Linked DNA regions of Homo sapiens: region 1 is linked to region 2. A link is an interaction called in ENCODE POLR2A ChIA-PET data of the cell type or tissue named here. Cell type or tissue: OCI-LY7. All regions are shown on one strand. Each heading gives the region's core, and the rest is flanking DNA. Links, peaks and the distances in the headings are about the cores only.

The links. Peaks named below come from ENCODE experiments on the same cell type or tissue, not always from the same donor. Only the 100,000 strongest peaks of a DNase experiment are listed, where the experiment ranks them.
Region 1: POLR2A ChIA-PET joins it to region 2 with 7 read pairs; 2 of 35 experiments call an interaction of 5 or more read pairs at or near these places.

The regions. Positions count from the first base shown.
Region 1 is chr5:100,592,978-100,597,396 of GRCh38, forward strand. No RefSeq gene overlaps it. Among named protein-coding and RNA genes, the nearest start is that of FAM174A, 60 kb to the left of the region's middle. In OCI-LY7, for the core only: no CTCF peak of the experiment used is centred there; no DNase peak of the experiment used is centred there.
Region 2 is chr5:100,891,230-100,895,648 of GRCh38, forward strand. The region is part of intron 2 of ST8SIA4 (ST8 alpha-N-acetyl-neuraminide alpha-2,8-sialyltransferase 4); the gene reads right to left. Among named protein-coding and RNA genes, the nearest start is that of ST8SIA4, 9.8 kb to the right of the region's middle. In OCI-LY7, for the core only: no CTCF peak of the experiment used is centred there; no DNase peak of the experiment used is centred there; H3K4me3 peaks cover 223 bases; H3K27ac peaks cover 631 bases.

The DNA.
Region 1 (4,419 bases), core at 305-4,304, 300 kb before region 2:
ACCAAAGTTGAACAGGCAAGGAAGACTTTATTCAAGGCCGTTGCAATGGTGAGATCCCAGAACTAAATCTAAACTCATCTTCTCTGGAACAAAAGGCAGGAATGGCTTTTTAAGCACTGGGTGCCTGGCCAAAACATACTGGAGGATACCAGGGGAGAATCCTAGGGCACCTGTATTTGTTTGCTAATTGGCTTTACCCGATGGAAAACTAAACTTCTCACATCTTTGTGATAGAGAATGGTTTTGCAACTTGGCTTCAGGAAGGTAGGAGCCAAGTTGCAAAACTACCATCTGTCATAAACTGTCATAAACTCTATCATAGAAACTGTCGGTGCTATCTTCCTTGACATTTATTTAGACTTCAAAAAGATGGCTTTTTGGTCCTTGAGGAAAATATGCCGGGGTTCTAAATTTGGCAAGAGGATTTAAAAAATATTTACATCTGAAATGGGCAAATAGTAATTTTATAATTATGTTGTCTAAGGTGTATACTCAAAAAAAGCAAAAAAGTAGATAAGTGGCCACAAGTTAGATAGAAGCCTGTCTAAAGTTCAGTCAAGCTGAGGGGAACATTAATGCTGTTTTGGACAACAGGTTAATCAGAAATGTGGATTTCCTTAGATTTTCATCTGATATTTAAAACCCATATTTTCAAGCTTCTATATACAAATCATATGTATGTATATACACATACACACACATACATCGATCTATATATCTATCTATATCTATATATCTATATATCTACCTATATCTATATATCTATATATCTACCTATATCTATATATCTATATATCTACCTATATCTATATATCTATATATCTACATATATCTATATATCTATATATCTATATATATCTATATATCTATATATATCTATATATCTATATATATCTGTATATCTATATATCTATATATATCTGTATATCTATATATCTATATATATCTGTATATCTATATATCTATATATCTATATCTATATATCTATATATATCTATATATATCTATATATCTATATATATCTATATATCTATATATCTATATATATCTATATATCTATATATCTATATATATCTATATATCTATATATATCTATATATCTATATATCTATATATCTATATATCTATATATATCTATATATCTATCTATATATCTCTTCCACCCCACATGGATGGCCCAGAGATACATCAAACTGATGGTCATTATCATTCTTACACAAACTACCCTTACTTTGTGTTACCAATCTCAATGAAGGGCACCAACATTCATTCAAGTGTCCAAGCCAGAAGTCATGCTATCTTCTCTTAGCATCTCCATCACCTTCCATACCCTAAGCAACACCTTGCTCATATATGCATACAATCAAATAGGGAAATTAGCAATACCTAATTAATTTTTTCAAGTTAAAATTATTGGACCTATGTTCTATGGGCTAGACAATTAACATCTCAGTTTGCCATGTCTTTTTTTTTTTTTTTTTTTTTTTTGGTGAAATAAACAGAAATGTCCTATGAGAAAAGTCCTTACTGTTCTACTGGGTACTATCTGAGCCAATTTCCAGATTGAATTGGGGCCTTCCATCCAGGCACATACACTAATTAGGCTCTCCAATTTCCACCAGAGAATTTTAACTCTATCTCCATCTAAGCATTTGAGTTCATCTTTAATAATAGGTAATGTTTTCACTGTAAGATTTTATTATATTCATTTACCTAAAGCTCACTAGCACAAGTTTTTTATAAAGACTGGTGGCAGAAATCACTAGTCACCAATTTCTCTATTCTGAATTTTGTCCATGAGTTAATTCAGGCTGCCAACAGCTGTACAAGTTGACTATATCGTTTTCCTCTTGTAGAATTTCTTTTAACTATCTGTCATTATGCCACTGCTGAACAGAGATATTATCAAATACATAGCTGTGAAAGATAAGGTTATATTCAATGTGTCATTAATGAGTAAGTTTTACACTATATCACAGCATATATCTTTTATAAGGAATTTTGAGAAATATTCTACTTCAGTATCAAAATGTTTGGGTTTCCATTGAGCAGCTAGTTTTATTTTTACTTTACATGCTTTGAGGTGTTTGTAATTATATGGCTAGTTCTTTCTTTTTATCCACAAAACTTGTGAGCTGAACCAGAAGCCTCTGTTTACCAAAGTACAAGACTGTATAATATCATTTTTTGTATTCACTTTATCTCTGGAGTATCAGTTTGGTTATGTGGCTACATGTAACCAAAAAACCAAATAGGAGATGCGTTTTTCTAATATCTTGATTTCAGGGAGTTTGTGGTTGCTATTGTTAACATCTTTATAGCTCAGGGGATCCAGGCTCAAGGTCTCTAAAAACGCGTTGGTATTTTCTTTATGATCTTAAGATGACTGTTCCAACTCTAGCCATCCTGCCTTTGTTTGCAAAAGGAAGGAGGAAAGAAAAGAACGAAAGAAATATGGTTGGCCCTTTGAACAGCTGTTTCAGGCGCCTATTATTTCACATAAAACTCTTCAAAACTTAGTAGCTAAAAACATTTATCATCATATTTTATTCTGTGTATTGACAAAGCTTAACTGGCTTTCCTCACTTGGGATCTCTCATCTGATTACAGTCAGATTGTGTCTGGGACTGGAATCATCTAAATATTCAGCTGGGTTGGAAGTCCAAGATGACTCACTCTTGTGGCTGAGAGTTGATATTAGCTGTTGGCTGGGAGCTCAGCTGAAATGCCTACGCACAGCTTTGGCTTCTCATAGCGTGGCAGCTGGGTTCTAAGAGAAAGCTTCCCAACAGTAAGCATTTAAAGTGAAAGTGGCAAGTCTTCTTATAATCTGGTTTTACATGTTTGAGAATATTGCTTCTGCCACATTCTATTGGTCAAGCAAATCACTAAGGTGAGCTCAAACTCGCAGGAAGGAAATTAGATCCCACCTCATTGTGCGAAAAACAGCATATGTGAGCAAAGAGAGAAAGGACTCAATGGTGACTATTTTTGGAAACTATCTACCACTGTACTCTCTGCCTACCAGTATTCATGTTCCTCCCACATGCAAAATCAACTACGGTTTGAAGTCTAGGATTCATCATTCAAATAAAGTTCAAGGGGAAATGAGGGTCCAACTTCTCAGGTGCAATTCCTCAAGACTAGTTTCTTTTTAACAGAAGAATTTTGAACCAAAGAGACAAGTTACCTGCTCGGTAACACAATAAGTTATCTTCTCAACTGAATGCTCAATATAACAATGGTGATACAAGGTTATGAAACTGACAAAAAAAAAAAAAAGACAATTTTAAAAAAGACTGTGCTCTGGTAAAAGACAGCACTCACTCATCGATGGCAGTTCTGAAGTTTAACTGAGCACATGCCACCAGTTCCTTGACTGGGGCCCAGTCCTGCCCCAGATAATGTGCCTCTATGTCACTTGGCTCTGCCTTCTAGGCACCAGACTTTGTGCCCTACACTTCTTTCTTTTCCATTAGCAATCGCCTGTGTTTGCCGCTAAATATCTTTCTCAGCCTACTTCCTCCTAGAAAAAGTTTGAGTCCCCAATGACTCTTTTGAAAAAAATTCTGAACTGCCTCTATGACTTTTAATTCAGTCTTATTGAGGTTCACACCATTAGACAAATGTCAGCCCCACAGTTTATTTTTCGTCAGATAGATTCCTCTTCACTGTAGGATTAGAGTCTTGATACCGTGGGTTCCCAGCCTTAAGATTCCTAGGAGTCCTGTTATCTAGTTGAAAGAGTCTTTATAATACTCCTTCATATTCACAGATGCCTTTTTCTGATTGCAGCCCTGCCATAAATGTTTCTGAGGTGTCAATAAAGGGTCCTGTAATTGCTCTATTGAAGTTAACTCTACCCTGATGTCATGTGTTACTGAAAACACCTTGGGACTGAGTTTTACTCTGAGGCTATTTCTTATTTGGAGAAAAATTTTGCTACTTGGAGAAACTAGGGATGATAAATAATTTTATTTTTGAACACAGTAAGTCTTAAATCTTTTTTCCTCTCAATTTTTCTATAAAACACTGAATATTATCTTTCTAAAAATGTCATTCTCTCCGTGAGTACCTAATGTTATGCATCTAACAGAAACCAACTGGCACTTTCAACACTCTGCCCGGAAACCTCCTTATCCTGATATAGAATTCATTAGGACCATTTTCTGTTTACTAAATTACTGCAGTGTGTTATCAATAAACCTTTTGCCACTGAAAGGTTTTATGAGACCTAGTCTCACGAGTTCCTGAATGTAACTTCTGCTATATTCCAATAGCCAAATCAGTCACTAAAGCCTTCTCAGATTCAAGAAAAGAGAAATAAAACTTCAGCTCATGATATACGATGGAATATTTATATAAAGAAAGGGAGGCAATTTATGGTGAGTTATTGTCAGAGATTATTTAATGCACTAA
Region 2 (4,419 bases), core at 269-4,268:
TATGATACATATGTTAGGAATCAGTTTTTGCAAACTTTAGACACTGACTACAAAAAAAAATCACTGTAAATTAAGTTAGTACTGACCCAGTTCACTAAAAGAAAATAAAAAGTAAAACTAAAAAATGCCCAGTGTTTCATTATGCCTACAAAAAAACAGAGAGAACACACATTTTTTATTTGTTTGTTTTGAAAGATTATTTTTGCAAGGCAACTTGTCTTAAAGCTCTGGAAGAATAAAACGTTTAACTGTACCTTATTTAGGATTTCTAAGTCCTAGCAGTTATGGGAAAGACATCTTAGTGTCAAAAAAAATCTTAAACACAACAAATGAAAAGGCAAAATTGTCCCACAATATTTGATGAAGAGCATTTTTAGTTTAATTTACACCCTAGAGTGCCATTTGATATTTGGTCCAGAATTTGGTAATGTTGAATGAAAAATGACTTTTGTTATTTTAGAGCAAAGAGAATCATTTATTCCATAATGATAAATTTTAATAATATACATTTGGGTACTAAAATATATTCTTAACAAAATTATTTTATAAGGTCCTGGTTCCTCAGTCAGGAGGTCTGGGTTTGAATCTTGACACTGCCACTAATAAGCTTTGTGACCCAAGATTAGCTCTATCGGTAACTTATTGATCAAAGCAAGTAGAAGATAGTATAAACATTGTATGTAGAAGTTTTTGTAAAGTAAATCTATGTATGCAATAGGAAATTTTTCTTGTCAGTTAAGCATATATAAATTTGCAATTATGTTTAGTTAACCTGCAGGTTTTATGTATTTCAGATTATTGATATATCATGACACTAAGAGCTGAAATATTTTTTCTAATTATGATGTGATAAAGCTATCCTGATGTGTACATTTGTACATTTCTATACATCTATAATTGATGTTTGCACTTTTCGGGGTTTCTAGTCAACATGTAAAAAACAATAACAAAAAAAGAAAATAAATAATCCAAATATGGAAAAAAAGTCAAGTTGCAAGTATTGGACATAACTACATAATCTCCCGTACGATGTTCACAGATTTATTCACAACATTTAATGCATCTTAAATGTGTTATTTCTTAGCTTATAATAATAAAGAACAAACTTTTATCAACAATATTAAGGCTTAAAACTAAGATAATTATTTTGAGTGCAAAGTTAGCTGTAGAATGCATAAACTCCATATATCGTGAATCCTCAAAGTACAGTGAAGTAACAGAACCATCTCTCATAGACAATTGCATAGAAGTACAGTTGTTTGATGAATACATATGAACCGATTCTTGGTGTGCTTATGAAAATAAAATAAGGCATATGGGAACAAAGGGATTAGTAATAGGGTTGAAAATCATATCCACAAATGTAAAAAAAAATTATCTCAGGAACTGTTTTCACATTTTATTATGCGGACAATTATTAGGAATATAATAAGAACATTATAAGTTTAATAAGATTTTTAAATTTCAAAGATTTATAATGATAGTTGAATCAGTAAGATAAAAAAATGGTTGGAAATAATGTCTTAATGTTCTCAATCACAAGTGAGAGTTGAACAATGAGAACACATGGACACAGGGAGGGGACCATCACACACCCGGGCCTGTCGGGAGGTGATGGACAAGGGGAGGAGAGCATTAGGACAAATACTTTATGCATGCAGGGCTTAAAACCTAGATGAGGGGTTGATAGGTGCAGCAAACCACCATGGCACATATGTACCTGTGTAACAAACCTGCATGCTCTGCACACATCCTGGAACTTAAAGTAAAATAAAAAATAAATAAAAATAAAAATAAACAAAAACTTAAAAGTAGAATTTTGAAAACACTTTTAAAATTTACCCACACCCAATCACTGACCCAAAGTGATATGGAAATTCTTAAATGCCAGAAAAGTGAGGAAGAAAGAAAATAATAACAATAATAATAAATGATCCATAATTAGTTTCTAATATCTTTTCAAAAATATTTGCAAAAGCTAAGCCAACAGTCAGATATTTTCATATTCTAAATTTTTTTATTACAGGTATCAAACTGATTAATACTCACTAGTCATTTCTGCTATAGCCAATTCTAATTTTTATGAACTCTTTGCACATTGTACAATAATGGTTTTACAAATTATCCTTTCCTTTCAAGGAAGTGACAACTTTGTATGTATTATTCAACATTTGTTCATTGTTTTATTGTTTATTTCTTTAATCTGTTAAGGAGAACCATACAAAAATAGTACTAACATTTCATTCATACTATCAGCTATTATAATTGAAAATAGATCACCCTCAAATACATGAATGTAATGCTCATTGATTTGTAAAATTGTAATACGAATCTTTTGGGTCAAGTTAGGTTTACTACCCTTCACTTGAATATGTTATTAATAGCAAAATGTATATAGCCTATTTATAGTATTTGATTTTTATATAGCTATTAGGAAAGGCATGACCAGATATAATACTTGAACTAGTGTCAATTACTTATTTAATTTACTTATTAGATTTTTTGCTATCTGACACATTATTTAGCATGGCTAGATATACTAGTTAAACTATTACAACATTTTATTTTACTTTCTTCCATCAGGTTTCTTTACCAGATCTCTATAGCCTTAATTGGCTCCTTTCTTGCTAAGCCATCCAATTTGAAAGTTATTTTTCTGCTTACAGATCAAATTTTTGCTATTTAATCACCTATCTCTCTCTCTTTCCAATATACCTTCAAGAAATATGAATCTTTACTCCATTCTAAACCAAAGTATATCTGTGTTTATAACCCCACATCAACTCACATCTTGTGACTTTTTCCTCATAATTATCTCATCTCTCACAGGGTTTCTAAATTCAAATATAAGGATGGGGATATGCGACAGAGAAGAATGCACTTGACAGGTATCATGAAAGATGTGAGCTCCAGGTATGAAAATGTCAAACTTGAGAGACCATGACTAGTGTCAGCTTTAACCAGCTAAACCTTAGGAAGAGTACAGATTCAGAGTTGTCAAATCATTCAATTTCTCAAGAGTTTATGGAAATCTGTACTTTTATTTTAAAGCCTCCTGGTTTTTAATATTGGCTTTAAGGTTTCTTTTTTATTTATCCAGTGGAAATAAATTTTTCTTGCTGGCCATATTCTACCCAGAAGTCATTGATTTATGAGCTCTGTCATCAGACTCTACTCATCTATTCATTCTTGTAGGAGGCACATGAATATAGAAAGCTCCCACCAAACTAAAAGCAAACAAACACACACCACTTGACATTGCCATGATTTGATTCCTGTTTCCCTTCCCAGTCAATTTCAAACCTTTAAACCAAAGTAGTAATACTATTCCTACATCGCCCTGATGCCCATATTTTTAAAATTTCCAGACATTCGTTCAAGTAAATTTCAACATGCTGTAATTATCTTTGCTCCAAAACATTGTGTGAAATTTCTGTGCATACTCTAAAGATGAGTGTAATAGACTAATAGACTCTTCCTTCAAATTTCTTATAATCTACATTAAAGGTAGGTATAATACAAGAAGTGAGTAGGTAGAAACCCAGGAAAATTAATTAGCCCCTTATATCTTAGTCACTAAGCTACACCTATAAAATCTGTGTGTTAATGCTAACTATTAATTGACTTTTGGATTATTTTATTATATAACGAATGTATTCTTTCACACTTTTAGTGAGTTCTTGTTTACTGAAATGCTGTGATTCAAATATACCAACCAATACAGTAATGCAATGTAACTATAAAGAAAAAACAATCTTCCTGTTTCCTCCATAATTAAGAAGGTATGACTCTAGCTTTCTTATTAGTAACAGGTTTATATCAGAAGAAAATTACATACTGGATAAACGTAGGCATGGAGTATGAGTTCAAGAGTGGGTTTCAGCTAAAATGACTAGTCTTACAAAGAAGAAGTCAGTAATCTAGAAAGCTTATTTTCTGATTTTTATCCAATTTTTAAAACATGAGCCCACACAGAAATACTCATTCACAGGATAAGACTAATTTATTTATAATCGTCAGCACAATAGAGTGTAATAGGCTCTAATTTTCAGCTAGTTGAGAAAACCCAAAAGCAGAATGAAGACTCAATAGGGAAGTTAAAGATAATTCTTAAAATATATGTCCATCCTGAGTAATTGAGTGAAGTATGTTAAATATCAGTACTCTGCTGAATATTTTATTCCATTAGTATAAAGACAATATATTCAAAACTCACATATTCATCCTTAAATCTCTGACTATATAATGATTTCAGTTTTATGGTTTCATATTCTTCAGTGAGCAACATTAAATAGAGCTGGTTCATTCTTTTATTTAAGTATTCATACTTAAACCATAAATCCAGTGTTGAATACAAGTTTGCCAAGCCCAACGTATTTGAGAACATGATGTGAAATTTATTATGCCTTAGTAAAGAAA